Linked DNA regions of Homo sapiens: region 2 is linked to region 1. The links are chromatin loops, found by intact Hi-C in ENCODE. Cell type or tissue: heart left ventricle. All regions are shown on one strand. Each heading gives the region's core, and the rest is flanking DNA. Links, peaks and the distances in the headings are about the cores only. Region 1 has its middle 17 kb from the start of KLF13. Region 2 has its middle 24 kb from the start of LINC03034.

Region 1 (16,599 bases), core at 1-8,000:
TGGAGAAAGGCCCCAGCCGTGAGGGGCTCTGGGAACTTAGGGGACAGCACCTTATGGACACCCCTACTCAGGAAGGGATCATTGAAGAGATGCTTCTGGGCCTGGAACATTCTCCGCCATCTGGACCTTTCTGTATGCATAGAGGGGACCAGTGGGAACTGTGGGACAGAGGGAGGTCTGCACACCCTCCCTGGACACCATGAGGCCCATCTTGGGTCCCCTGAGTCCAGACCAGCCCCCAAGAAGCTCACAGTCTGGTAGGAAGCCGAGGAGGCAAACGAACAGGAACAGCCCTAAATAACTGCACAGTGCCCAGGCTGCCAGGAGAGTGTGTGGGCAGAGAAGGCTCCCAGAGCAGAAAAAGGATGCTCAAGGATGTATTCCAGGCCAGGGAGCAGCGTGTGCGGGGGCCGTGCGGAATGGCGCATTCTGCAAAATGCAATGTGGCGTCTGGCTGGGGGGCCACTCCGCACTCCCTGGCCTGGCTATGAGTCCAAGCCACCCAGGGGTGAGCTTCTGTAGAGCAGGAGTCCCTGGCTCTTCCCTGAGAGGGGACGTCATGGCCCCAGGTGTGGCTGGCAGAGGACCTGCAGGCTAGGGAAGAGGGCATGAGGTCGGCAGGTTAGAAGTGGCTGGGGAAGCACACGCAGGTCGCCTCTCTGTGGCAGTTGTCTCTTCTGTGAAGTTGAGACCGGTGGGGGAGATAAAGTACTAAGCACTGCAAATACAGAGATCCTTGGAGAAATCGAGTCACTGGAGTCTCCTCTAGGAATGGGGGGCTGCTGGGGTAGGGCCAGTTCCAGGCACGGAGGGGGCTGAGGGACACAGCAGGACAGGCTCCAGACCATCCCCAAGTGGCCTGAAGGTGACCTCGACCCCCTCAGCTGCCTTGTGTGTGTCCCTCCGGCCCTGGCCCAGAAAGGAGATGGTGCATGCCTGTTTCTAGACCTCTAGACCCCTCGTGGGGTCCCTGGGCTCTCTCTGCCAGGGACAAGCAGGGGCACCTTGCTCCCTTTACAACTCCCACTGTCCAGCGAGAGTTGGAGCTCGCTGAGTGCCACATGCCGTTAGGACCTAGGTGGGAGATGGGGGTGCCGAAGAGGGGATGGGGACTGTGGAGAAGTAGATGAAATTTCCCTAGGCTGGCTGGATGTGCCGCAAGTGTCTGAGCAGGGGCTAAGCCCACCCCCTTGAATCTCAGACGGAGCCACTGGGGCCCGGTGAGGCCCAACAATTGTCCCCAGAGCCTCAGAGTGCCTACAGGGCACAGTGGGAGGCAGCACTGAGCTGAAAGGAGCGTAATCTCTAAGCAGGTTTAACCTAAAATAGAGCCTGATAGCTCAATGACAGATGCTTAATTTGTCACAATATTTCTGTCATTATGCTGGGACAGATATTCTTGGTTTGTTCAAGAACAAGGTCTTTTTTTTTTTTTTTTTTTTTGAGTCATTATACAGCATAAAAGAGACCACACCCCAAACAAGATTGGGACAGCGCTGGGCCCCTGAGCCAAGCCAAGAGGAATCACCCCGCCCACACAACCACCCCGCCCACACAGCCTTCCCTTCCCGGAGCCACGAGCCACAACCAGGCCTACCTGGCTGGAAGAGGGGCTTCAGGGGCTGACTCCACCTGGGAGTGGGTGAGGGGAGGTGACCTCAAGCTCCTTTAAAGCCTTGCCTCTCAACTCCTCACTCCCAAATCCCTCCAAAGGAGATAAAATGACTCCTATAAAGATTAGAGATCATGCACCAGCATGAATGCATGTGAAAAGTGACAGGAACACAAATTCATGCGATGGGGGTCTCAGACTTTTGTCTACCACCAACTGAGAGTGATAAGGCCCAAGAGGGCCCCCTGCAGAGCTGCCTGCAAGAGATGTTGCTCTGCCTTCAAACGTCATGGGATGATGTGTGCTATTCAGCATACTCCTGTGTTTGTTTTCACTAGTTTGTAAAAGGCGTTTTCAAGCACTCACCATTGCCTGTGGAGTGTGGCTCACCCTCCCTGCCCACCCCAGAACACAGTTTGAGAACTAAGCTATTGAAGATGGACCCTTCCCCAAGCCCCAAGCCTAGCGCCTCTCCGTTTCTAGCCCAGCTAAGGGATGGGACCATAGCCCTGTAGCACTAGTGTGAGTGGGAGCCGGAGCCAGCCTGGCCTGCACCCCCACCCCCCAGCCAGGCACAGCCTGGAGTGGGAGGGCACCGCCTGAGAACCTGCAGGAGGAAGACCACTGGGGACGTCGCCAGAAATTGGCAGCCATGGAGACAGTGGCCCTTCCCCTCGGTGAGGCCCTGAATAGCCTTGCTAGTTCCTGCCCCCTGTATAGCCCACAAGGCCAGTCTCACCAGGGAAAATGGGACACTGCATCCCAGGCCCATGGGGACAGAGGGGTGCTGCCCGCTGGGCCTGGCTGGGCTGGCTGGGGTGGCTGCACCCAGGGGTCAGAGTTCATCTTCGGCCTTTCTCTGCAGGGTCAGGCCTGGGAGGTGCTGGCCACCACAGTCATAGTCCAACCAGCTCAGCCAGCAATGTCCAGAGTGACGCTGGCTTCATGCCACGGGACAAGGCCAGTGGTCAGGGTGGTGCCTTCCTGGGAAATGGCTCTTTTTTGGAGAGACAGCCATGATAGAATGACTTTGCAAGCTGGAAGGGCTGGGATGGGGCTGGGGTTGGGGTGGAGGTGGGGGCGAGGGTACTTAGAAAGCAATGAACAGCATCTGGTGGGGACTCACACCTGTGTTCACGCAGTGGGCACCTGTGGGCAGCTTGGCCAAATAGCCCCGAGAGACCAAGCAACTTTCCTGCCCAATGAAATGCAATCTGCTTTCTTCCTTTTCTCTAGTCATTATTTATTCATTTGAAAGATGCTTTTATGATAGAAATTCAGGGCTGCACACAGGCGTCTCTAATGAGGGCATTCGGGAGCAGAGAAGGGGACCAGGCATCCCCGCTGGGCGTGCTGGGAGAGGCTAACAGCCTTCACGCTTTGGAGAGCCCTCAGCCTGCTTCAAAGCTCCTAGCCTTTCTCAATTTCTCCTCCAAGGCATCACAGGGCAGCGGTGTGCGGATCAGATCCTACTTTTACAGGTTAGGTGGCTGAGGCCTCCATTCCCCGGGTTACAGAGACACCTGCCCGGAGGGAGCCCTGCTGGTGGCCTGCATCCTCTCCCTGGGTTCTGGCGCAGCTCACAGTCTGAAAATTACAACTCCCTGTTGTTGCTATGGTGACTGGTTGTGTTATTCTAGCCTACAGAGCTGTGTGCTCCACCTTGCCCAAGATGGTCTGTTTTTGCAGGAGAAAGTCTCTATCTCCAAGTCTCTCTCTGTGTGTGTGTGTGTGTGTGTGTGTGTGTGTGTGTGTGTGTGTGAGAGAGAGAGAGAGAGAGAGAGAGAAGAAAGGAGAGAGAGAGAAATGGGCACACTGCCCTTCCTGCTGCCCCAACCTTTTCCCTGGGCCCAGTGGACCTTCTGTCCCTGCCCAGCAGGCTGCCTGGGTCCCCAAGATACTGGCCCCATTCCTTTCATAGGACACCGACTCTGGGCCACAGGCACTGGCTGTGCAGGGGTCCTTCCTTTGTGTCTCCTTGTGAGGTCAGATCCCTGTGTCAGTGCACAAAGGGCACCCCGTTCTTGTTTCATTTGCAGACTACTCTGTGACATGGATGGACAGACCATCATCTATTTAACCAGGCTCTCTAGATGGACAGTTGGGCTGTTTCCAATCTCTGGTCATCACAAATCTGTGAAAAATAACCTTGAACATATGTCATTTTGCACATGTGGGAATATGTGTAGAATAAACTCCTAGAAGTAGCATTATTGGGAAATTAGTATCTGCATTTCTAAGTTTGGAAATTTTTGCAAATTGCTGTCCGTTGATATCATCCATTGTGAGCCTAGTACATGCTGAACACTGAACTCAACATTTTATCTGGATTATTTTATTTCGTCTCACCGTGGCCCTAAAATGGAGCTTATTCCGATGCTGGTTTTACAGATAAGCACACAGATGCTCAGAAAAACTCAGCAACATGCCAAATAGCCATCTGGGCTGGTGGGGTGGGGTCGGGATGGACCCTGAGTCTCCAGGCCCCTGTCAGGCCCTTTCCTAAGGGCACACAGGCCCAGCCCTGGGGCACCTGCCCCGCCCAGAGGGCCTGGACCCTTGACCTGTTCTCCAAGCCCCATTCAAGCATGCAAGCCTTGTGCACCAGGAGCCCGCAGACTGGCCCTCCTCACACCAGCCAGGCTCTCCTGGAACCAGTCACCGGCCACCCCATTGGGGCCTTGGGATGCACAGTCCTTCTGCCCCTGAGGCTCTCCCCCATGAGATGCTGTCCTCAGCCGGGCTGGCTGGTCCGAACTTGGGAGCTTGGCTTGCTCGGAGGGGTCTCCTCGCTCAGCCCTCTCCCAGCTCCCCAGTCTCCTTCTTCCAGGCCAGCTGCACACTTTGGGGTGATGTCCTCCAGCCTCTGCATCTTTCCTGGTCAGACTGTGAGTTCTGAGCCTCCGGGCCTGCGTCCCAGGCCCAGCATGATGCTCACCAAGCCGGGTGCAGGAGAGGACAATGGGAGAGGCAGGGCAGGCCCAGGGAAGCTAGGAGCCACCGCCTTTCCCGGGAGGGCCCTGGCTTCCTCTGAATCACAAAGTGGTTAGCATGCAGGGGAGTGCGCCGGTCCCCCGCCTGTATTTGCATGACAAAAGCGCCTGCCCAACGGCTCTCGGTGGCTTTGTTGAGAGCTGCAGCCTCGCTCAGGCTGAGCCTTGGGAATTGTTCCCCGACATTGGTTGTTCCTGGGCTCCACAGCTACCCCGGCCGACAAAAGCCACATTGTGGGGCTGACGGCAGCTGCCAGCACCTGCTCCCTGCACCGCGGCTGCCTCGAGGCTCTGCGCCGCGCCTGATGCCTTTGCTAGGACACAGCCAGGGGCAGACCCCGAGGCCCTGGGCATCATCCAGAACACATTGTGAGGGGTGGGGTGGGTGGTGGGGGAAACTTGCCTGGTTCCCAAAGGGCCTGGGGGGATGGCCTGGGGCTGGCCATGGCGAGGTGAGGACTCCAAGGTCACCAGTGTAGGCTGGAAGAGGGAAGAAAACCACAAACCCCAAGCGTGCGGCGCCCACGCTGCAGCATTGCATTATTTGATGCTTCGCTCACAACAGGTGTTTTTCTTACTCTTCAAATGGGGAAACAGGCTCAGAGAGGTTCACTAGCCAGCCCAGTATCACACAGCAGAGCCGAGGTTTGAAGGTCCCGGCCCCTCGGGGCATGCTTCTCACAGCGGTCCCAGAGTTTCCCCTGGCCCTTTCCCCTTTCCCTTCTGAGCTTCTCAGTCCTTTCTCTCTCTCCTCAATGGCCTTGCCACAGCATCCAGCTGCCTTGGCGGCAAGCACAGTGCCCTCCGCCCTCGCTGCGTCCCTGGGGTGCCTGCCGTCAGTGGCCTCCCCTTCCTTGTGGAGCACTTCCCCCTTCCTCACTGGTCCTGGGGCTGTGTCCATTACATACCACTCCCTTGTGTCTTTTATGGATCCACAAACTCCTGTTAGCCCACCGAGCCCTGTGCACCCCTCCTCTTCCCCAGAAGCTCCTCCTGAGCCCTGCTGCCTTCTCTCCATGCATGGTCCTGTGTCCCGGCTGTGAGCACCTGCATTTTGGCACCTGGTACCTAGCCCAGAAGCTCCACCTCAGTGCCTGCATTCAGCCAGCGCTCATGAAACTAAATTAACTTCACGACTGTATTCCAAATGCAAATGTTGTCGCTACTCTGACTTACAGGAGAAAGTCTTAACTAGTGCTTGCCTCTGGCTCACCTGAAGGGGCTAGGGCCGTGCCAGTCACAGATGCGAAGGCCTCCGCACACCCGCAGGCAGCGGCCTTTCCTGAGGCCTTGACAGAGACAGGAACTGTGTAGGAAAAGCTGTGTTGAAGGCCATCCCCTCCAGAGATCAGAGCAGGGAAGGGGGCCATTACCACTGAGTCACCCTGGGGTGGGAAGGCTGTGCAGCAAACCTGCAAACAGCATGAGGAGAGGAGCCCTGAAAGCCACCGCCTGCTCCTGAGGGACACAGCCCACCTGCAGAGACTCTGGGGGAGGCTCCCTCCTTCTTTCTCCCGGGGATCTCCTGCTGGGACTCCCTGAAGTCCAAAACCAACCAGAGGGAGGTCAAAGGAGTCCATGATGCACCCAGTGGACTGGGGTAGAGGTGTGTCCTCTGAGGAGCCAGGAGCACAGCCCCCAGGGGAAAGGTTGGCCCAGCTGGAGGTGACACTATGACTAGGAAACAGGGCTGTGGGAAGGATCAACATGCAGCAGGTGCAGAAGCCAGAGCTCAGGAGGAGAAAGGCCCAGCAGCCTCAACAAGAAAGGGAGGTGTGGGGAAGACCCCAAGGAGAGGCTGCAGGTGGGCCGGGCCAGCAGGAGAGCTGTGGGCGGGACCTCAGTGTCACAGCCCAGGAGGAGCTGAGCCCTTGCCTGGGCCCCACCCTCCCCTGCCTGCACCCCTGCTGCACAACCATTCAGCTTGTGGGGGAAGACAGAGCCAGCTGCAGGCTGTGGGGAGAAGGACCGGTGCTTGCCCTCCTTTTAGGTCCCAGGGACTCCCCCATCGCACCTGCGAGGAAGCTTTTGGGGGTCAGAGCTGCCTTGATCAAGCTTACAGTGAGCTTGAAAACCCTCGGACACACAGGCTAACAATTCTCACCAGGAAAACCCTGGGACATCTCAGAGAGGCAGAAGGGAGTTGTGGAATTAGAAACATTTCATCCTCTGCTCCCCCACTACTGGGAAAGCAAAAACCCACACCTCAGAGCATGCTCATTTGCTACGTATCCAATTAAACCTTAAAGGGCACTTGGAATTTGAATGAGTTCCCCAAATTGTCCCAAGTTATGCAACTGAGTCAGAATTCAGGGTCTGTAATAAGACCCCGGGGGTGGCCCACACTGGATGGGCTGATCCAATGGATGTGCCCAGCCACTCTCCGGTGCCACCTCCCCTACAAGAGCTGCCAGGTCAGAAACTTGCTTCCCCCATCTCCCCCAGTGCTGGCGGGGACAAGCACCCTGTGGCCAGTAAAGTGAAGCAGAAGTCTTCTGGAAAAGCAGCTTCTTCTTACGGAGGGCACAGGTTGCTGGCTTCTACCAGCCTCCCCGGGCTTCTGACTCCAGCTGCAGACCTGGAGCAGTGACAAGTGTCTCTAGAGCAGAAAGCCAACACTTTAAGGATGGTAGAGGAGCCGGGTCCCTGTGGGCACCCCTGAGCCACTTCCCTGGCCCTGGGAAGGCCCACCTGCCAACCTCTTATGATGGGAGACCCCTGTTTGTTTAACTGGCTGTCAACTGATCTAACAGATCAACAGGCTCCAACATAGGTCCCGGGCGTGGCTTTGTGTGGCCCACTGTGTCTCTTGCAGCAGGTTTCCCTCCTGTGCAGGGGGCCTAATTCCTGCATCATGGAGTGTCTTATCAGCTCAGGAGGCTATTACAAAATAGCACAGACTGGGTGGCTTATTTCTCACTGTTCTGGGGCTGGGAAGTCCAAGATCCAGGCGCCAGCAGCGGGCTTTCTCCCTGGCATGGAGATGGCCGTCTTCCTCCTGTTACCGCACATGGTGGAGATGTTCTCTCTCTCTCTTCTCTCTCCTCCCTCTCTTCTTAAAAAGTCACGAATCCAGCTGGGCACGGTGACTCATGCCTGTAATCCCAGCACTTTGGGAGGCTGAGGCAGGTGGATCACCTGAGGTCAGGAGTTCGAGACCAGCCTGGCCAACATGGCGAAACCCCAACTCTACTAAAATCACAAAAATTAGCCGGGTCTGGTGGTGGGCGTCTGCAATTCCAGCTACTCGGGAGGCTGAGGCAGGAGAATTGCTTGAACACAGGAAGTAGAGGTTTCATTGAGCTATGATTGTGCCACTGCACTCCAGCCTGGGTGATAGAGCAAGACTCCATCTCAAAAAAAAAAAAGGTCACTAATGCTATCCTGAAGACTCCGCACTCATGACCTAATCACCTCCCAAAGGCCACCGTCACACTGGGGGTTGGGGCCTCAACACATAAATTTGGGGATGTGGGGACCAAATTCAATCTGTGGGGATGAGACAGGAGCCTGAGAAGCCTGAGTGCTTGGTGTCATGATGGGTGGACAAATGTAGACGATTTCCTAGTAATCACCAATTTCTTCCAGACATAACCCCCTGCCTTCTGGAGAGCACACTGGGGGAAGACGAGGGGTACTCTTTTTTTGTCTTATCTCTAAGAAAGGATGGGAGGGTGACTGGGTGGGGGCAGGGCTACAGATGGCTGTGAGCCTGAGAACAGCCCCATGGCCTAGGGTCGCTGAGAGTGGGGCTGGAGGTCTGTGGTCCTGGAAGCAAACTTCTTAAAGGGCAGGAAAACCAACGGTGCCTTTGTCAGAGCTTAGCTGTATCTTTACAGACAACGGTGGCAGTGAGAGGATGAAATGTTCTGGTCCCTGCAGCTCCCTTCTCCACCCTCACCGGCACTCTCCCAACACACCCCGAAGAGGTGGGTAGGCTCCAGAAAAGCCCTAACATGGGGTATGACCAGGGTGAGAGTGCAGCATTCTGAAGACAGAGATCTCAGTTTGGTTGATAAAGAAGCAATATTTAAGCCAGGCTCAGTGGCTCACGCCTATAATCCCAACACTCTGGGAGGCCAAGGCAGGCAGATCACTGGAGGTCAGGAGTTTGAGAGCAGCCTGGTCAACATGGTGAAACCCCGTCTCTACTAAAAGTACAAAAATCAGCCAGGCGTGGTGGCAGGCGCCTGTAATCCCAGCTCCTCAGAAGACTGAGGTGGGAGAATTGCTTGAACCTGGGAGGCGGAGGTTGCAGTGAGCCAAGATCACGCCACTGCACTCCAGCCTGGGTGACAGAGTAAGACTCCATCTCAAAAAAAAAAAAAAAAAAAAAAAGGAGCTATTTGGATAGAAAAGAGATTAAGAGTCCATTGCAAAAATGTAAATATGGTCTGCATATTATACAATATTCATAGATTAACAATAAAGTTCTTCAGTCCAATACAGGCTCTGCGGCTATCCAAGAGCAAGTCCTCCTTTTTTGCAAATGTGTAGGGCAAAGTGTTGTGATGTCAGCAGCTGACTTTCAAATCATTTCAAAAAATATAGAGATATAGACAGAGAGATGGAAAGAGAAATACAGTGAACATGGCAATCACTGAAGAGCCGGCGAATCAGAGTAAAGCGTGTTCTTTGCACTACTCTTTTGGCTTCTGGTTGATTTATTATTATTATTATTATTTTGAGACAAAGTCTCCCACTGCTGCCCAGGTTGGAGTGCAGTGGTGTGATCTTGGCTCACTGCAACCCCCACCTCCCAGGTTTAAGCGATTCTCCTGCCTCAGCCTCCTAAGTAGCTGGGATTACAGGCGTGTGCCACCACTCCCGGCTAATTTTGGTATTTTTAGTAGAGACCGGGTTTCACCATGTTGGCCAGGCTGGTCTTGAACTCCTGGCCTCGTGATCCACCTGCCTCGGCCTCCCAAAGTGCTGGGATTACAGGCGTGAGCCACTGCGACCAGCTGAAAATTTTTGAAACAGAATGTTGAGGAGAAAAACAGGAGCTGCTAGGCTCTCTGCTGTATCCCCTGACTTTGAAGGCATGTGTCCTGGACAGTCCTGGCATTCTGGGCACTGCCCTCTCACCCTGCTGCAGCCCCGGGTGGTCGTCTCCTGTGGATCAAGTGCCTTGCAGAGCCCTCTTCAGCACCGAGGAGATATTTATGTGGCAGCCCCATGAGAGGCAGGACGATGCTCCCCACTTTAGGATGAGGGCGCCAGGCATTTGGGGCAGTCCAGCCAGGACTCCAGCCCAGCCTCTGCCCTGCACAGCGCACCTTGGGCAGCCCCTGGGGGCCCCAGAAGCTTCTTGGCTGCAGCTGCGTGCTTCTCACCGTGCTCCCCTGACAGACTGGATCTGAGATCTTCCCCGGGGCAGCCCACTCTGCTGACCAGGGTTGCAAGGTGGCCTGCTGGGAGAACCAATGGCAGAGCCACCAGCTGCCCACCAGATCTCCCCCAATGGGTCTGTCCCTGCAGATTCAGAGAGTCAGCAGAGGGTGCTGAAGCTGAGCCATGAGGCTGCTAGGAGAGGAAGCCCTGGGATGCTAAGAGCCAAAGGGGCAAAGCCAGCAGAGAGGGGCAGCTGCAGCATCTGCAAGAGAAAGGATGAGAGCCAGGAGAGGGGGCTGCCCACAGCAGTCACTGCCAGGTGGTCCTCCTGTCTGAGCATCCAGTTGTCCTTCCCCAAGCCTTGTTTCTGCAGGTCCCTCCAGCAGAGCTCCCAAGGCCCCCTGGTGAGCTCTGCTCACTGCATCCTCGCAAGGGGCTGCGTTGGGTCCAGACTTGGCACTGGAGAGGGCCGTATGTGCGAGGGGCAGCCCTGCTGCGGGAAGAGAGGACCTCCTTATTCTCTCTTATTATGTAGCCGGAGGACGCAGCAGGGTGGGTGCAGAAGCTCCTCTGCCCGTGGGGGGCTCCTGGGCCACCGGCAAGGCTCTGGGTCCCGGGCAGTGGGTGGAGGGAGAGCAGAAGGCAGCAAGGGTTCCTCTCTCCCAGTTCGGGGTCTCTTGGAAATCACAGATATCGTGCTGGGCCCTTAGATCCCACGGACCCAAGTGTGGTCTCCTGGCACGCCCAGCTGCCAGGGAGGTTGGCGAGTCAGGGATTTGTATTTTTTTCCCCCTTATCTCTGCTCAGAGGCCCTTGGGAAGATATACCCACGGTGAAGGAAGAGGGCCTAGAAATACCATGATGGAGTCTATATAAGCCAGTTGTGAAAAAAGAACTATGGTGAGCTTATCTTTTAGGATCTGTGGGTTTTTTGCTTTTTTTTTTTTTTTTTTTTTTTTTGAGACGGAGTTTGGCTCTTGTTGCCCAGGCTGGAGTGCAATGGTGTGATAGCTCACTGCAACCTCCGCCTCCCAGGTTCAAGCAATTCTCCTGCCTCAGCCTCCTAAGTAGCTGAGATTACAGGTGCCCACCACCACGCCCAGCTAATTTTTTGTATTTTAAGTAGAGACGGGGTTTCACCATATTGGCCAGGCTGGTCTCGAACTCCTGACCTCAGGTGATCCACCCACCTCAGCCTCCCAAAGCGCTGAGATTACAGGAGTGAGCCACCGTGCTCGGCCAGGATCTGTGTTTATCTGGTAGTAACCTTGGCTTAAATATCAAGAAATATCAAGAAATGTCAGTCCTCCACCCCCCTCAATAAAAGAAGTTCAGTGTTAGGCAGTCCAAGTAAGTTATGGGAGGCTCCATGATGTCACCAGGGACCCAGGCTTCATTCCACTTTCCCTTTGATTTTTAGCATATGATTTCCAGTCTCAGAGTTGCCTCATATTCACAAAATGGCTGCTGGAGTACCAGCTATCACATTTGCATTCCAAACAGCCAGTAACAGGAAGAGGCAAAGGGTACATTTTAGCTACTTGTTCCCATTCTTAAAAAGCTTTTGGCAAGCCTTACCTAACAACTTCTGTTTATATCTCAGTAACCTCCAATTCTTTCAAGGGAGGCTGGGAAATGTTTTTTAGCCAGGTACCTTGCTGCTTAGAATACAGTTACAGAAGGAAGGGAATAACAGATACTGGACAGGTGTGGTGGTTTTGAAAGATGTCTCCAAATGTTTGGAAGTTTCTCCCTTCAAAAGGCAGAGCCAAATTTCCCTCCCTTTGAATCTGGGCCAGACTTAGTAACTCAGAAGAGCCAACTAATAAATAGGGTAAAAGTGATGCTCTGTGATGTCTGAAGCTAGGCCATAAAAAGAACAGCTGTTCCCTCTTGATCACTTGCTCTAGGTCAGGAAAGCCAGCTGCCATGTTATGAGGATGCTCAAGCAGCTCTGTGGAAAAGTCCAAGTGGGAAGGAACTGAGGTTTCCCACTAACAGCCAGTGCTAACTTTCCAGCTGTGTGAGTTACTGTCATGGAAGCAGATTCTCCAACCCCAATCTGGGGCAACAGCAGCCCCAGTCAATGTCATGACTATAATCTCATGAGAGACCCCAAGCCAGCATCCCCCACTGTAGCCACTCCCAAATCCACAGAAACTGCAAACATGGTAGTAAATGTTTATTGTTACTTTAAGCCACTACGTTTTGGGGTATTTGGTTATGCAGCAATAGCTGCCTAACAGTAAACAATTAGCAGTGGCCGTCATAATGTGTAAAAAGAGAAAACTAGTCTGTTGATGGCAGAAAAGAGTGAAGAAATGGTTCTTTCCTGAAGAAAATGAAGGTTATCAGCAATTTTTAACTTATTATGCTTTTAAGTACTTTTCCATTTAAATAATGATACAATAAGGCAGGTACTGAAGCATGGGTCTATGGAGACTGTGTCAGAGGGGCCAGGTCTGAGACAGCCATCATCCCTGTCATCTCCCTGAGGAGGTGACTGGGCCGCAAGGACCCCACGTGGACAGTGGCCAGGTGGAAGAGTGGTGTGGGATGGGCACCCCTCCTCCCTTCAGAGGAAGCTGGCTGTGAGGAGGCAGATAGCTCACCAGCGGGGACCCACCCGGCAGCCGCAAGTACTGGGAAGTCTCAAGTCGGTCCCCAAGTCAAACGTGGTATAGGTCAAATCCCCGTGAAAATGCCTTAGCCCACCCGTCAAGTGCAGACGTCAGACCCAAGGCCAGCAGCACCGGTTGTTCCCCCACAACTGATTTGGGACCTTGATCACATCTGCAAAACCCCTTCACAGAAACACCGAGTATTTGACTAACTGGGAGAAAGAAGGTGAGTACAGACCACAGGCAGGATCCTGGGGCCATCTTAGAATTCTGCCAGCCACAGCACGATTGCATCACTGCTTCTCAGTTTTTCAGTTTGGAGCCTGTCTGTTGACTACATTTGCTCCCCCCAGGGTTGAAAGGGATCCTTTTCTTGTGTTTGAGCACTTGACCAGTAGTTTCTTGGTTTATAGAAACTATAGGCTGGGCGCGGTGGCTCACGCCTGTAATCCCAGCACTTTGGGAGGCTGAGGCAGGTGGATCACGAGGTCAGGGGATCGAGACCAGCCTGGCCAACATGGTGAAATCTCGTCTCTACTAAAAATACAAAAAAAAAGTAGGTGGGTGTGGTGACGTGTGCCTGTAGTCCCAGCTACTCGGGAGGCTGAGGCAGGAGAATCGCTTGAACCCAGGAGACAGAGGTTGCAGTGAGCCAAGATCGTGCCACTGCACTCCAGCCTGGGTGACAGAGGGAGACTCCATCTCAAGAAAAAAAAAAAGAAAAAGAAAAAAGAAACTATAAACCAAGTTGTTTGTTCCAGTTACTGTTGCTGTGTAACAAACAAGCCCAAACGTAATGGCCTAAAGCAATAACCATTGCTTCTGTGGGTCAAGAATTTGGACAGTGCCCAGCAGGGATGATCTGTTTCTGCTCCTCCCATTTGAGGCCTCAGCTGGGAGGTCTGTAAGGCTGGATGATTCCAACAGATCAGGGCTGGAACACCCAGGGCTGGAAAGCTAAGGACCTGCTGCCCCATGCACATGCCTGGCACTGTGTCAGGGATGGAGGGAAAGCTGGGCTCAGCTGGCCCGTCCCCAAACACCCACCAGATTGAGTAGTTGGACTTCTTACATGAAGCTCAGTGCCCCAAGCAGAGGTATGTGTGAGTGCCCGTGCCCAGGGAGCCAGGAGGAAGCTGCCCCACCTTTTATGACCCAGCCTTGGAAGTCACAAGGCTGCCCTTCTAGGCCAAAGCAGTCACCAGTGGCCCAGACTCGATGGCAGGAGCATCAAATAAGTGTGTGGCCATTTTGTTTTTTTTTTTAGACCGAGTCTCACTCTGTGGCTCAGGCTGGAGTGCAGTGGTGCAACATTGGCTCACTGCAACCTCCATCTCCCGGGTTCAAGCAATTCTCCTGCCTCAGCCTCCTGAGTAGCTGGGATTACAGGCGTGCACCACTATGCTCAGCTAATTTTTTTTTTTTTTGGTACTTTTAGTAGAGATGGGGTTTCACCATGTTGGCCAGGCTGGTCTCGAACTCCTGACCTCAAATGATTTTGCCTGCCTCAGCCTCCCATAGTGCTGGGATTACAGATGTGAGGCACCGTGCCCGGACTGGCCATTTTTTAAGAAACTGCAACAACACTGTATGAACAATCTCTGCCTTGAAGCAGGGGGTTCCTTCAGCTCAGCAGGGCCATGAGCTCAGGGGATCCCTGGTCCCTCCTTGCTTGCACTGAAGGTCTCCCTGAGATCAGGGGCAGCCCCCATGCCAGCCGGTCCTCTCTGTGTTGCAGGCACGCGGTGGAGCCACTGTAGTAGAGATGTGTGCACACCGCTGGGGTGGTTACATTCATGGGCAGCTCCCCTGGATGTCTCACTGTCAGCAGGCCCAGGAATCCAGGCTGCAGTTCCTGAGCTGAGCTGTCTCAGTCCAGGATTACCGCGTCATAATGACACCTGGGCAGATAAAGGTCTTTGAGGAGAGACTTCAAGGAGACCACAGATGTGGCTGGAGAATTCCCCCATTGACTGGGCACCTATTTCCTGAATGGCTGCTCATCCAAGGCACCGGGCGCCAAGGGGAGATGGCTGGTGACTGACCCCAGAGCTGGCTGAGAGCCATGGGCATTCTTACCCCATTGGAGAGGAGTTGTTTAAGGATCTACCTTGTATCCACCCACCAGACCCAATGCAGACCCCTCAAAGGGTCCCAGTCAGTGGTTTCCAGTGGGAATGATTTCTGGACTTTCAGGAAGTGACTTCAGGTTGGAAATGGCAGCCTTGTGGCTGCTCTCAAGTTTCCTGTAATATGATTAAATCTGATTTTTAACTTCTTCTCCTTTCTCTTTCATTGAGGGGAAAACAGTCTTTTTTTTATTCCTGGAATATTAACATCCCTCTTGGTGCAGTTCTCTGCTCTACACAGGAAACAAGTTCACACCCCATACCAAATCAGAAAGCTCCAGTTCAAAGAGGCTCAGATAGAAAGAACTACTGAGACCTATATTCTGAAAATATTTTAAATCAATTTGTTGAACTATAAAATCAGGGCAAGAGCTCCTGACTCTTCAATATACTGTCCTACAAAGACAGCCCAGGGCCCATAAAACTAACTGAATACATGAAGAACATGATAGATTGAGGATTCACTGCCTGCCGCCCCCAGGTTAACAACAGACCATGTGTGCTGATTGCTGAGCTCAACCTGACCATGAGTGACCTAGCAGTTCATTTCCAGCTCCACTTCCTGTGATTTGATGGTGCCTAGATGCTACTGACTGGTACTCACTTTAGCAGTAACAAAAAGAAAAACTTCATGTGTATCGGAACGGCTAATCCTTGCCATCTTTCAGCTCTAGATGCAAACAGCCCAGAATTCAAGGCAATCATAGCCTACATTGTTCATGATAAATCCTCCCAATCCCATTAATAAGAACACTCATTAGAATGGATTCCCATGACAGCCCAGAATGAACCAGCCTGGCTCTCCCTGAATTGATTTGGTAAGTCCCTGCGTTAACTGGCTAGCTTCCTGTAGGCTGGCAGTGGGGGCACCAGTGTGAGGTGAAAGGACTCTAGGCCAAGAGCCTGGGCTCTGCATCTTGCTACGTGTGGCTCTCGGAGTCTCTTGGCCTGATGGAGGCTGAGTTTTCTCACCTGGACATGTGAATGAACGGCACCTTCTGTGTAGAGTTCCTGTGTGTGTCAATGTGCCTGGTGAGCGCTGATGGGTGGGGGTTTATTGCCATTGATCAGAGGCTTGGCAGGAATCTCAGAGTCAATGGGATAAAACGCAGCATTTGACCCTGAGACCTAACTGGGGAGAGGATCACCAGTTACGAATGGCAGACAACCAAGGAGTGAGAGTGGAAGGGGACACGTAGAATGGATAATTGTCGTCAAGGCTGGAGATCGTCCCAGATCACGACGGAGGGCAGGGATCCCATGTCAGTTTTCATGTTTAGGAGTGGGAGCCATCTGCTCTGGCAAGCCTAGAAGGGATCGTCCGTCATTTTAACATGCTTCCCTTGTACATTTGTTGCAGACACTGTAAATACCTCTCCAGTGTTTCGATGGCTCGGATTCAGAAGCATTGCTGGTTTTAATCTTTCCCCGTGTAAATGTGCACCAGATGTGAAGTTGGCTTTCGTCCTTTAGAACTTGATCAATTATTTTGCACTCTGGACTAATGGGAGACAGGGCATGAAAACAGAGTTTTCTACCCCGATCCCATGTCATACGACAGAAAATGGCTCATTCTTTGTACAACGCCAAACCATCAGTGACTGAGATGAGGTTTTTCTCAGAAGTTCCTCATCCAACAACCCTATTCTGAAATGGTCAGGCTTGAGGGCTGCAAAAGCTTTGGGGTCAAAGCCCTCCTTGGATGGAAGGATTCCTTGGTGACATTATGAGTACATTAGGAGACAGGTCAAAAGCAGATAGGAGAGTGTGTGGGGGGCTTGAGCACTTACACATGACTCCTGGGCTGAGGAGGACATTGCCTGCCCTCTGAATTGGGGGGCACTGAGCGCTGACACTATGAGACATCCTGGATAAACCAAACCACCCTCAGCTCCAGGCTGGGCTCTGTG
Region 2 (11,661 bases), core at 1-8,000, 53 kb before region 1:
TGCCATGCTGTCAACTCAGGGCTGGTGTGGATAGGCTCAGCCTCTCTCTGGGGTCTCTCTCTGAGCCTCTGAGCAGGTGGGCCCTGCAGAGGCCCTCAGAGGCCATTGGAGTCCATGAACATTCTCCAGGGCCAGAGAAGACCATAGAGACAGCAGAAGGAGGAATGCCCTCCTTCCACCAGAAGCTCAGCGCTTTGCAGGGCCAGAGGGCCGTTATTGTGGTAGGGTGGTGGTGATGGTGACGATGATAACACTCAAATCCATGGACTAGGGGGAGACTGTCACCTCACATACCCCCTGACACCCAACTGCCAGCCCACGCTTGAGATATGATGACAAAATCTTCGTGCTTGGGCTCCACAGCCTTTTGCTCCCGCTAAGGGACAACTCTCCCTGGGATGGGGACTTATCTCATTGGGCTGGGCTCAGGGAGTTTCCTGGAGGTGTGCTTTGCTGGGGAAGATGGCAAAGAGCAGGTCCCTGGGGTAAAATAAGGAGAGAGGGGCTGCAGAAAGCGTTCTGTGCCCCAACAGCCTCCACCCCTCCCTGCAGCCAGCGAGGGCGGATGGGAGGCTGTCTGCCGCCAGAGCCTGGCCTGTGCCTCTCTGGAGGGCCTCCTGCCTGTGCCTCTAACACTGCACTGTTCACCATGCCTGCGCCTGGGCACACTCAGAGGGTGTGCCCAGCAGAAAGCTTCAAGAACACTTTACCTGCCCCAGGCCATTCCAGGTTGACCTTCAGAGGCCAGGCAGGCACAGGCTTCCCCTGGGCCACTCTCAGGTAGCCCCTGCAGATTTTGAATTAAACATTTGAGGATTTCACATAGCAGAAAACCAGTTTTTTATCCTGCCAGGAAAAACTTGATGATTTGGCATTCCCACAGGCTGCCATTGGTGGGAGGGGTGGGCTCAGGTCCAGGTTTAGCCCCTACAGCTGGCCTCACTCACCCACCACACCCCTGCAGGCCTCTGAGTAAGTGCCCTCCACTGCGGCTCCGTGCAGAGAAGTGTATTTTTTATGTATTTTTATTTTTATTTTTTTGAGATGGAGTCTCGCTCTGTTGCCCAGGCTGGAGTGCAGTTGCACCTCTCGGCTCACTGCAAGCTCCACCTCCCGGGTTCAAGCAATTCTCCTCCCTCAGCCTCCAGAGTAGCTGGGATTACAGGCGCCCGCCACCACACCTGGTTAATTTTTGTATTTTTAGTAGAGATGGGGTTTTGTCATGTTGGCCAGGCTGGTCTCGAACTCCTGACCTCAAGTGATCCGAGAAGTGTATTTTTTAAATAAAGGAGTTGAAGGGACGCTATGCTCCTTTTTCATCCCTCATGTTCATTCCATGGGCTGCATCACAATGGTGACGCTAGGACTCATCTAATAGTGACAACATGAGACCCTAGGTAGCACTTACCCTCTGCTGGGCATTACTCTGTCTCAGGAAACTGAGGCTCAGCGAACTTGAGATCCCTCACCTGAGCCCTGCAGCTGGTGAGTGGTGGAGCTGGGACTCACACCCATGCAGAGGAACACCAGAGCCTGAACCCTCCATGGTCGGGCGGATATTTTTCCAAGCATTCTCCTCCAGTCGGTCACTTCATGAGCATAAGGACATGGTCCTCCGCCTGGGAACCCCGGGTGCCTGACGGTTCCCACAGCTCACAGCCTGCCCCTCTGTGTAGCCTTTGGGCTGTGGTCCCCCTCTGATCTGAGGCCAGTCACCTCTGCATGTCCGGGTTTCTGCCTGATTCCAGTCCCTGCCAGGGCAAAGGTGGTCCCCCTGTTGAGGGGCAGGGAGGGAGGCAGCCTGTGCTTTCTGCTGTCTCCATGTGCAGCCTGCGTGAAAGCCAGCAGCCTCATGGTCCAGTCACGGCACAGTGTGACAGTCACAGACAGAGAGGCAGAAAAGACACACAGAACACACAGCTATCTTTGTTTAGGCTGCCTCCTTTCCAGCCCTGATTACTTCAGGACGACTCTTGGATCTAACATAACAGAGTGGTCTCCACACTTGGACACAGGAAGGGGAACATCACACACCAGGGCCTGTCGTGGGGTGAGGAGAGGGGGGGAGGGATAGCATTAGGAGATATACCTAATGTAAATGACGAGTTAATGGGTGCAACACACCAACATGGCACATGTATGCATACGTAACAAACCTGTATGTTGTGCACATGTACCCTAGAACTTAAAGTATAATTAAAAACAAACAAACAAAAAAAACCAGAGTGGTCTTCTTCTCTGCACATTCCAGTGGCAAGACAGAGTTTAGGGGATGCCAAGAGGCCAGCACCATCCACGACTCACTCCAATTTTCATGTAAAGACTAGTGTGCCAAGTGCCGCCTAGATGTGAGCTGTGCTGTCCAGCATGAAGGTGAGACTCTCTAACCCTTAGCACTACTCCATGCCCAAGACTGGAGTCACTGACCCAGCCTGGGGCCAATGGCAGAAGGGCTGCCTGTACCCACACTTGACTTCTGGGGTCCTGAGAGAGAGGAGTGTCCCAACCTCTTATTGCCCCCTTGGGGCAGAGGTTGGGCCCTGAGGTGACAGACAACCTCAAATCCTAGGCTCACTTCGGGTCTTGAGACGTGGGCTTCTCTCCATTCTGTTTTAGAAACAAAAAAAGCAAAAATGCATGATTTCAAGGCGGAGAGGAAGTCTTTGGCTGTTCCATGTTCTTTTCCCTTGTCTCAGGCATGCAGCCTTGCCTGGGAAGGGGCCTGCAGACCTTGGAGGACTTGCTCAGCGCAATGGACAAGCAGCCCTTCTGTCAAACACTCCCCATAGGAAGGTAAAATCAGGTCCCGTGGGTTACCAGAGGGTCGAGCCTCTCCAGTGGGGACTTGCCCAAGTCGCTGTGCGTGCAACTGCACATCCTTGCAGGCAGTTTCTTGCATATTTCCAGTTTCCAGCAGCACCCTGCATTACAGAGCCTGCTTCAGAGTAAGCCCCTAGACCCAGAGCTGGCTCCCAGAGGAACAGGATCGCTAGAACTTATTAGAGCCCCTAATAGAACATCCTGCCACTGACATGCTACTCGCCTTCCAGAAAAACTTGAAGATCCTCAGAGATAGGTGCCCAGAAATCATGGGTTAAAACTGATTTTGGACTTCACAAAAGTTTGATTCTGAGCCTGGAGCACCCAGTCCTGAGCTGAGCATTCTCCTCAAAGCTGGGACTCCAGTCTCCATGTGCCCCATGTGCACTCCGAAAGGTGGCTTCCAGAGTGTTCCAAGCCACCAGGGTTTGAGCAGGGCCATATGACCACATTTGTTTGCATGTATCTCCAAACAGTGAGAGATCATAGTGAAGGGTGCCTTTGGCTTCAGTCTGGGGATAATGCTTTTAGTCCTAGGAGCAGCTGAATTCTTCCCCCAGATCCAAAATTTTGGTCATGTTCCCAGAAGGCAGCCCAGCTGGGGAAAATGATGAAGGCGGAGGCTGGCTTCCTGTGGGGTCACAAGAACCTGCAGGTGATGGGGCGAAGGTCTCCTCCAGCATGTTCTTCCACTGGTCGCGTTACATGCAAAATGCCTTCTCAACACCCCTTGTCTTCTCCAGCAAATAGATGTCTCTGGGCTGGCTCAGTTTAGACTCACTCAAGACCAATTCTCTACACATACTTGCCTCAAGTTATTTCTCCACAAACCTGGCATGTAGGTAATGATACAGATGAGGAAACTGAGGCTCAGAGACTTGAAGTGGTGGGGGCAGGGATTTGATTCCAAAGCTCACGCCCTTGACTCAATTGCTATCTGCCTCCCTGCTGTGTTGAACAACTGGCCCTGTGACAGATATAGTAGCATCATCTCCAGACTGCACGAGAGAGACTGAGCCCGGGGAGTTAGCTAATCAATTAGGATCACAGAGCTTATTAGTGATGGATCAGGACCCACCAGCTGTTAGCTGGCCCCGTGTTTGGTCCCCCATCCCCATTGTGATGGTTTTAAAATAGTCCACAAATGCTTTGCTATTCTTCCCATCAAATCTCCTCTCCATGAGTGTGGGCTGTACTTAGTGACTCACTTCTAATGAATAGTATGTAGAGAAATGATAGTGTGGAAAAAATAGTTACTTACGTTTAGGGGTTGTTCTCTCGCACAGCGTGTGTCTATCTGCAAATAACTCACAGCTCCTGGAGGACAGTAATCTTGTCATAGTCATTTCTTTTATTCCCAGTACCTTGCGCTCTGCCTAGCATATAATAGCTGCTTGATAATTATTTTAATACACAAATGAATGAAAGAAATCATGCAAAATGTTGTCATTGTCATTTCTCCAAAGATATTTATGGGTTCAGATACATCAGCGACTTAGAAATGTTGTTAAAGCTTAGATTTCACCAAGAGAAATCATTAGCAACTCTCTACCATGGTAGGGTCAAAGCTGGGGGCTTACAAAATACAATGTTCAATGTGAATCCTCTAGCTTTTCCACCTAAATCTGTGAAGAGTCCAGATGCTAACTTAAGCCAGAATTATTTTCTTCTTTTTCAGGAAAATCAAAAAATTTTTAGACTCACAAGTACTATGAACTCAGAGTAAGAGATAACTTTCCTATGAAGAGCTATTCCAAAATTTTTATTTTTCTTTTTTTCCTTTTTTTTTTTTTTACACTGAGTTTTACTCTTGTTGCCCAGGCTGGAGTGCAATGGTGCAATGTCGGCTCACTGAAACCTCCACCTCCCAGGTTCAAGCGATTCTCGTGCCTCAGTCTCCCAAGTAGCTGGGATTATAGGCATGTACCACCACACCTGGTTAATTTTTGTATTTTTAGTAGAGACAGGGTTTTGCCATGTTAGCCAGGCTGGCCTCGAATTCCTGACAGGTGATCTGCCTGCCTCAACCTCCCAAAGTGCTGGAATTACAGGTGTGAGCCACAACACCCAGGCTTTTTTTTTGCGGGGGGTGATGGGGGGTCTCACTATGTTGCCCAGGATGGTCTTAAACTTCTGGCTTTAAGCTATCCACCTCAGCCTTCCAAAGTGCTGGGATTACAGGCATGAGCCACTGCACTTATCCTCCAATGTTTTAATAAATAATAAAGCATTTAGGCCGGATGCAGTGTCTCATGCCTGTAATCCCAGCACTTTGGGAGGCCAAGGTGAGCAGATCATGAGGTCAGGAGTTCAAAACCAGCCTGGCCAGCATGGTGAAACCTTGTCTCTACTAAAAATACAAAAATTAGCCAGTCATGGTGGCTCGCTTCTATAGTCCCAGCTACTCAGGAGGCTGAGGCAGGAGAATCACTTGAACCTGGGAGACAGAGGTTGCAGTGAGCCAAGATCACGGCACTGCACTCCAGCCTGGGCGACACAGCAAGACTCTGTCTCAAAAAATAAATAAATAAATAAATAAAGCATTTAATAAAATGCTATTTTGCAGGGGGATTTCTTTTGTCATTTGCCAATGAGTGTTATATATTAAATATTTTAAGCAAACATACTAACTTTAAAATTGTATAATAAAATATATATAATAAAATTATGCTAATCCAAAAACTTCTTATGCAAAGCATGAAAACTAATTCTTATAATTAATGCACAATAATATATTTAGCTATATTTTGAGTTCATTAAACAAAATGAATCATTATAGCACTTTCATACTATATGCAGAAAATTACATTTTGTGGAGAATATATGCATATGTACATCATATATACATAATATGTCTGTGTCACTGATCCTTCATTGAAATTGAATTATCTCAGGCAGAAAATTCACTATGAAGTTGGTGTCAGTGACACTACACAAACTGTGTTATGATATTTTATTTATAAACAATAAAGTTCAATAAAACAACTTAAAAAAAAAGAACATGGTAGAAGTGACTGAGTGTGACTCTGGAGACCAGGTCCTGAAAGGCACTGTGGCTTCCTCCTTGCTTGCCCTCTCTTGTCTCTCTTGCTCTGGAGGAAGCCAGCTACCATGTCTTGAGCATGCTCAATGGCCCATGGAGACCTCTAGTCAACAGCCACCTGGGTAATGCTGGAAGCAGACCTCCAGCCCCAGTCAAGCCTTCAGATGCCTGCAGCCCTGGCCAGTGTGTCTGGACTGCAACTCGATGCAATGCTGAGACTGAACTGCAGAGCTGAGTAACTCCCAAATTCCTGACCCTCAGAAACTTCATGAGATAATAAAAGTTTGTTATTTCAGCTGCAAGGCTTGGGAGTAACTGGTTACACGGCAGCAAATAGCTAATAAACCCATTCCATTTCCCGTTTTTATGATCTTCTGTCATCATGTGCTTGGCACCACTCCCACTCCACTCCAGAGAAAGTCCATGCCATGAAGAAGTGAGGATGTTTTTGGACGTTCTTTTGCACAATAGCATGGTACAACTGCTCGAGCCGTTTCTGGAATATTTTCCAAGAAACTCACCTTCTTCCAAAGGATGAAGAGATCCCAAGGCTCCTCCAGGCCACAGCCTAGAGCTATTCCTGATCTTTTTCATCCCAGAGAACACTCCAAGGCTCTAAAGTAACTACAGTGAGTCGTAAATGAAAGGGAGCCATGCCCAGGGTACTGGTGCCTCTGGCTTGTTGCCTGGGGCACAGGAGCCACCTGTGAGGAGCAACAGCAGCACCTCCAGGTTCTGAAAAAGTGGACAAAAAGGGATAAATGTGGGCCCAAGGCTAGACAGAGCAGAACAGTGGCGGCCACCATAGCAGGCTCATCTATGGGAGGAGCAGGGGCAGCCAGGAGCAGGGGCAGCCAGGAGCAGGGGCAGCCAGAAGCATCCACAGCCCTCCTGGAAGCCTCCATCTTGGGTGACAAGCTGTGCCTCATTTCTGAGAAGAAACGCATGCTGCTACTGACAGCGGTTGCCTCTGGGGCGGGGGACTGGGTGGCTGGCCGGGAAGGAAGACACATTTTTTATTCTGTGTACCTGACTTTGTCTATTGAGTGTTGTTCTATGGGCATGTGTTACCTCTTTAAAGATAGATCAATTACATATATTTAAAGTTATAACTAATCAATTACTACACTCTGCTTAGGTGTTCCTAAAAAGAAGGAGTTTGTGGTTCCATAAGTTTGGGGAACTGAGCTAATGAGCCCCCTTTATGGAGTGACACCTTAATGTCTTCAGGAGCTGAGAAATTCTGTAGTAGAGGATCATGTTTAATCTGCTTAAACCTGAATTTTCCAAGTTTGTTCTACCACATAACTATTTTTTCATAAACTCTGTATAAATAGCCCTGACTATAAATAGCTAGTTGTGTGTTTTATGCCACAAAGCTCGGGTCTGGGCCATTGACAACATAGTTCCAGTTACACACCCTTGGACACCAGGTGCAGGGCCAGAAGGAAGGACCTGAGGGAGGGCGGTGTGGTGTGGCCAGATGTCAGGACGGGAACTTGAAGCAATAGAGAAATTGAGAGTGTGGAAAGGGGATCTCCAGAGAGAAAATCCCCCAACCTACTCTATAATTTTCCCAACGGCAGGCCTGTGAGTTTTCACGCTGCCACCCAGGCTGGAGTGCAGTGGCGCAATCTATGCTCTCTGCAACCTCCACCTCCTGGGTTCAAGTGATTCTCCCCACTCAGCCTCCTGAGTAACTGGGATTACAGGCACCTGCCACCAAGCCCAGCTAATTTTTTGTGTTGTAAATACAGACAGGGTTTCACCATGTTGACCAAGCTGGTCTTGAACTCCTGACCTCAAGTGATCTGCCCGCCTCAGCCTCCCAAAGTGCTGGAATTACAGGCGTGAGCCACATTCCTTCATTCTTAATTCACAAATTCACTAAACATACACCGTGTTTATGGCCTGGGCCTAAGTGAGGTTTGTTGTCTGCCCTCAGGAAACTCACCTCTAGTGAGGAAGATGTGCAGAAAACAGCAGCAGGAGACAGTGCAGCCCCTGTGGGCTTAGGAAAGCCTCTTCCAGAAATGGCCTATGTGCCACACCCAGAGTGTGAGCTGCACTCAGCCCAGGGGAGAAGTGTGGAGGGCGTGCCAGCTGCCCTGGGGAGCCCGGGGCTTCAAGGAGCCAAGAGCAGGCAAGTGGGGCTGGAGCCTGGTTGGGGCTGTGCTGGTGGCTGCCAGGGTCGCTGCCCACACCCGCCGTCTGTGCTCTGCTCTGGGGCTCCGGGGTTTCTGCATGTGCCAGGCACCTCACCCACTGGCTTCTGGTTAGGCCCTGTGGTAGCACCTAACATAGGAGGTGTGGCAGGAGCTCCAAAGGCAGGAGGAAGAGAGGAATGTCCGTATCACAGCATGGCAGTTGTAGCAGCAGGAGCTGGATGATTAGGGACCCCAGAAGCCTGAGCACAGGCGGCACCTTTATCAGCAGTCACAGCTCTGGCAAAGAAGATGCATCCTCCTCGATACAGAACAGCAGTGCCAGCTCCTCCCACAGCCCCTGCTTCTCTACCAGGGCAGCAGCAGGTGCTGACTCTGGGCTCTAGCCCAGTGGTGCAATGGGTTGAGTGTTTGTGTCCCTCCCAGTTTCATATATTGAAATCCTAACTCCTGTGGTGATGGTGTTGGGAGGTGAAGCCTTTGCTGGGGGTGATTAGGCCCTGAGAGTGAAGCCCTCATGAAGGGGATGAGTGCCCTTATGCAAGAGGCCCAAGAGAGACCCCTTGTCCCTTCTACTATGTAAGCACGCAGCAAGAAGTCACCGACTGTGAACCAGGAAGCCCTCACCAGACACTGATTCTGCTGGTACCTTGATTTTGGGCTTCCTAGCCTCTAAAACTATGAGAAATAAATTCCTATTGTTCATAGACCACTCAGTTTATGATATTTTGTTATAGCAGCCAGAATGGACCAAGACAAAGGGTACTAGTGATTCTTATCTGTGGGTACCTCCCCTTCTTCCTCTTGTTCCCTGGCCTGCTCCTCCCTTCTACTCCTTTATCCTTCCAACACCTTTGTAATCGGTTCTCTGCATAATATGTGAAATACCTAGCATGGTTTCTGTCTCCCAGGCTGAGTCAGTACTGCTTCAGGAAACAGACCCTCCAAGCTGGGTCTTTGTGGTTGGGTTGTTGACCTGTGTGAGTATGAGAATATGAAAGCAGAGATAAACTCATTACCCATGGAAAATAGGACATTGGTGACCTGTGGCACTGCAATTACTTAGTTGTCACCTGTGGTTGCTTGGAAGGGAGCATCTACTGAAGATAAGACTTGGGGACAGCGGCCGGGCATGGTGGCTCACGCCTGTAATCCTAGCACTTTGGGAGGCCAAGGCAGGTGGATCATGAGGTCAGGAGATCGAGACCATCCTGGCTAACATGGTGAAACCCCGTCTCTATTAAAAATCCAAAAATTAGCCGGGTGTGGTGGCGGGCGCCTATAGTCCCAGCTACTCGGGAGGCTGAGACAGGAGAATGGTGTCAACCCAGGAGGCAGAGATTGCAGTGAGCCGAGATTGCACCACTGCACTCCAGCCTAGGCAACAGAGTGAGACTCCATGTCAAAAAAAAAAAAAAAAAAAAAAAGAAGACTTGGGGACAGCAAGTTGCCACCATACTTGACCCTTATGGCAAAATTGATGTCCACAGGGACTATGGGTGGATGGCTTCTGAGGTCACTGAAGGGATTCCAAATAGGACAATAAAGATAAAGACGAGGAAGAAGAATAGAATGAGAAAGAGGAGAGGAAGAAAATGGATAAAGTGGACCATATTAAAATGAATAACTAATTTCAAGAGATTTATTAAGAGAATAAAAAGAAAAACCAAACTGGGAGAATGTATATGTGACACACATATTTGATAAAAGACTTATGTCCAGAATATATAAAGAGCTTCTAGAAATCAACAAGAAGAGAGAAGATAATCCAACAGAAAAACTGGTTAAAGAGCTTGAGTGGGCCCTTCACAAAAGAGCGTGTCCTAGTGGCCAACAAACATATGAGAAGGTGCTCAACCTCATTGGTCATCAAGGAAACACCTATCAAAACTACAGTGTGTCAAAACCACAATGAGATATCACCTCACACACAAAAGAGTGGTTATAATTTTTAAAAAAGGAAATAAGTGTTGGTGAAATGTGGAGGAATCAGAACCTTTATACATTGCTAGTGAGAATATTAAATGACGCAGACACTTTGGAAAGCAATCTGGTAGTTTCTCAAAAGTTTAACCTAGAGTTACCATTTGACTCAGCAATTCCACTCCTAAGTAGAGTTTCCAAGAGGAATGAAAATGTGTGTTCACACAAGAACCTGGACGTGAATGTTCATAGCACCATTAGTCATGTGCTGCTATGTTCATTGGCTGCAATGTTCACAGGAGCCAAAAAGTGAAAACAATCCAAATATCTACCCACTGATGAATGGATTAACAAAAAGTGATGTTTCTGTACAACAAAATGGTATTTGACCATTAAAAGGAATGAAGTACTGACAGACATGCCACCACATGAATGAACCTTGAAAACATCATGCTAGTTAAAAGAAGCCAGTCACAAAGACCACACATGACCTAATTCCATATATATGAAATGTCCAGAATAGGCCAGGTGCTGTGTCTCACACCTGTAATCCAAGCACTTTGGGAGACGGAGGTAGGCGGATGGCTTGAGCTCAGGAGCTTGAGACCTGCCTGGGCAACATGGCAAAACCTCATCTCTACCAAAAATACAAAAAAAAAAAAAAAAAGCCAGGTGTGGTGGGGTGCACCTGTTGTCCCAGCTACTCAGGAGGTGGGAGGATTGCTTGAGCCTAGGAGGCAGAGGTTGCAGTGAGTCGGGATCATGCCACTGCACTCCAACCTAGGCGACAGAGTGAGACCCTGTATGAAAAGAAAAGAAAAGAAGAGTCCAGAATAGGCAAATCTATGGAGACAGAAAATAGATTAGTGGTTGCCAGGGATAGGGAGAAGGGGGTGTTGGAGGTGATTGCTAAAGGTTATAAGGTTACTTTTGGGGGTGATGAAAATGCTCTAAAATTGATTGTGGTGATAGCTGTATGACTCTGCATATACTAAAATTCATTGAATTGTACACTTCAGATGGGTGTTAGAGCTCAGCTGTAATAAAGAAAAATAAAGAGAAAAGGAAAGGGAAAGAAAAGAAGAAAGAAAAAGAAGGAAGGGAGGGAGGGAGGAAGGAAGAAGGGAGGGAGGGAGGGAAAGAGAGAAAGAGAGAGAGAAAGAAAGAAAAAAGAAAGAAAGGAAGGAAGGGAGAAAGAGAAAAAGAAAGAAGAAAGAAAGAAAGGGAAGGAGGGAAACAAGGAAGAAAGAAAGAAGAAAATAAAGAAGAAAAGAAAGAAAAAGAAAGGATGGAAGAAATAATGAAAAGAAAGAAAAAGAGAAAGGAAAGAAAGAGGAAAAGAGAAGAAAGGAAAGAAAAAAGAAGAAAGAAGGGAGGGAGGGAAAGAAGGAGGAGGGGAGGGATAGAGAGAGAGAGAAAGAGAGGAAAGAAAGAGAAAGAAAGAAAGAGGAAGAGAAGACAGAAGAGAAAAGAGAGGGGAGGGGAGGGGAGGGAAGGGAGAAAATGCAATGCCACCACCTACCCACTAGAAAGGCTAAAATGTAAAAGACTGAATCCCAAACATAGTTGAGGATGGAGAGAAACCAGACTGCAGTGGGGAGAGTGGCTTGGCGTTATCACTTTGGAAGACAGGTGCATGACCAAAGCTGAACATGTGCTTGCCTATGACCCAGCAATTCCACCCCTAGGAATATAACCAACAGAAATACA

The links. Peaks named below come from ENCODE experiments on the same cell type or tissue, not always from the same donor. Only the 100,000 strongest peaks of a DNase experiment are listed, where the experiment ranks them.
Region 2: it touches region 1 in a loop (4-fold over the local background); 24 of 110 quality-filtered maps call a loop at or near these places.

The regions. Positions count from the first base shown.
Region 1 is chr15:31,302,009-31,318,607 of GRCh38, forward strand. No RefSeq gene overlaps it. Among named protein-coding and RNA genes, the nearest start is that of KLF13, 17 kb to the right of the region's middle. RefSeq lists enhancers at 263-945, 1,182-1,484, 1,579-5,997, 4,765-5,350, 10,192-10,952. In heart left ventricle, for the core only: a CTCF peak has its summit at 1,278; DNase peaks (open chromatin) are centred at 1,589, 4,267 and 4,643; H3K27ac peaks cover 1,406 bases.
Region 2 is chr15:31,248,537-31,260,197 of GRCh38, forward strand. No RefSeq gene overlaps it. Among named protein-coding and RNA genes, the nearest start is that of LINC03034, 24 kb to the left of the region's middle. RefSeq lists an enhancer at 7,385-7,957. In heart left ventricle, for the core only: no CTCF peak of the experiment used is centred there; no DNase peak of the experiment used is centred there.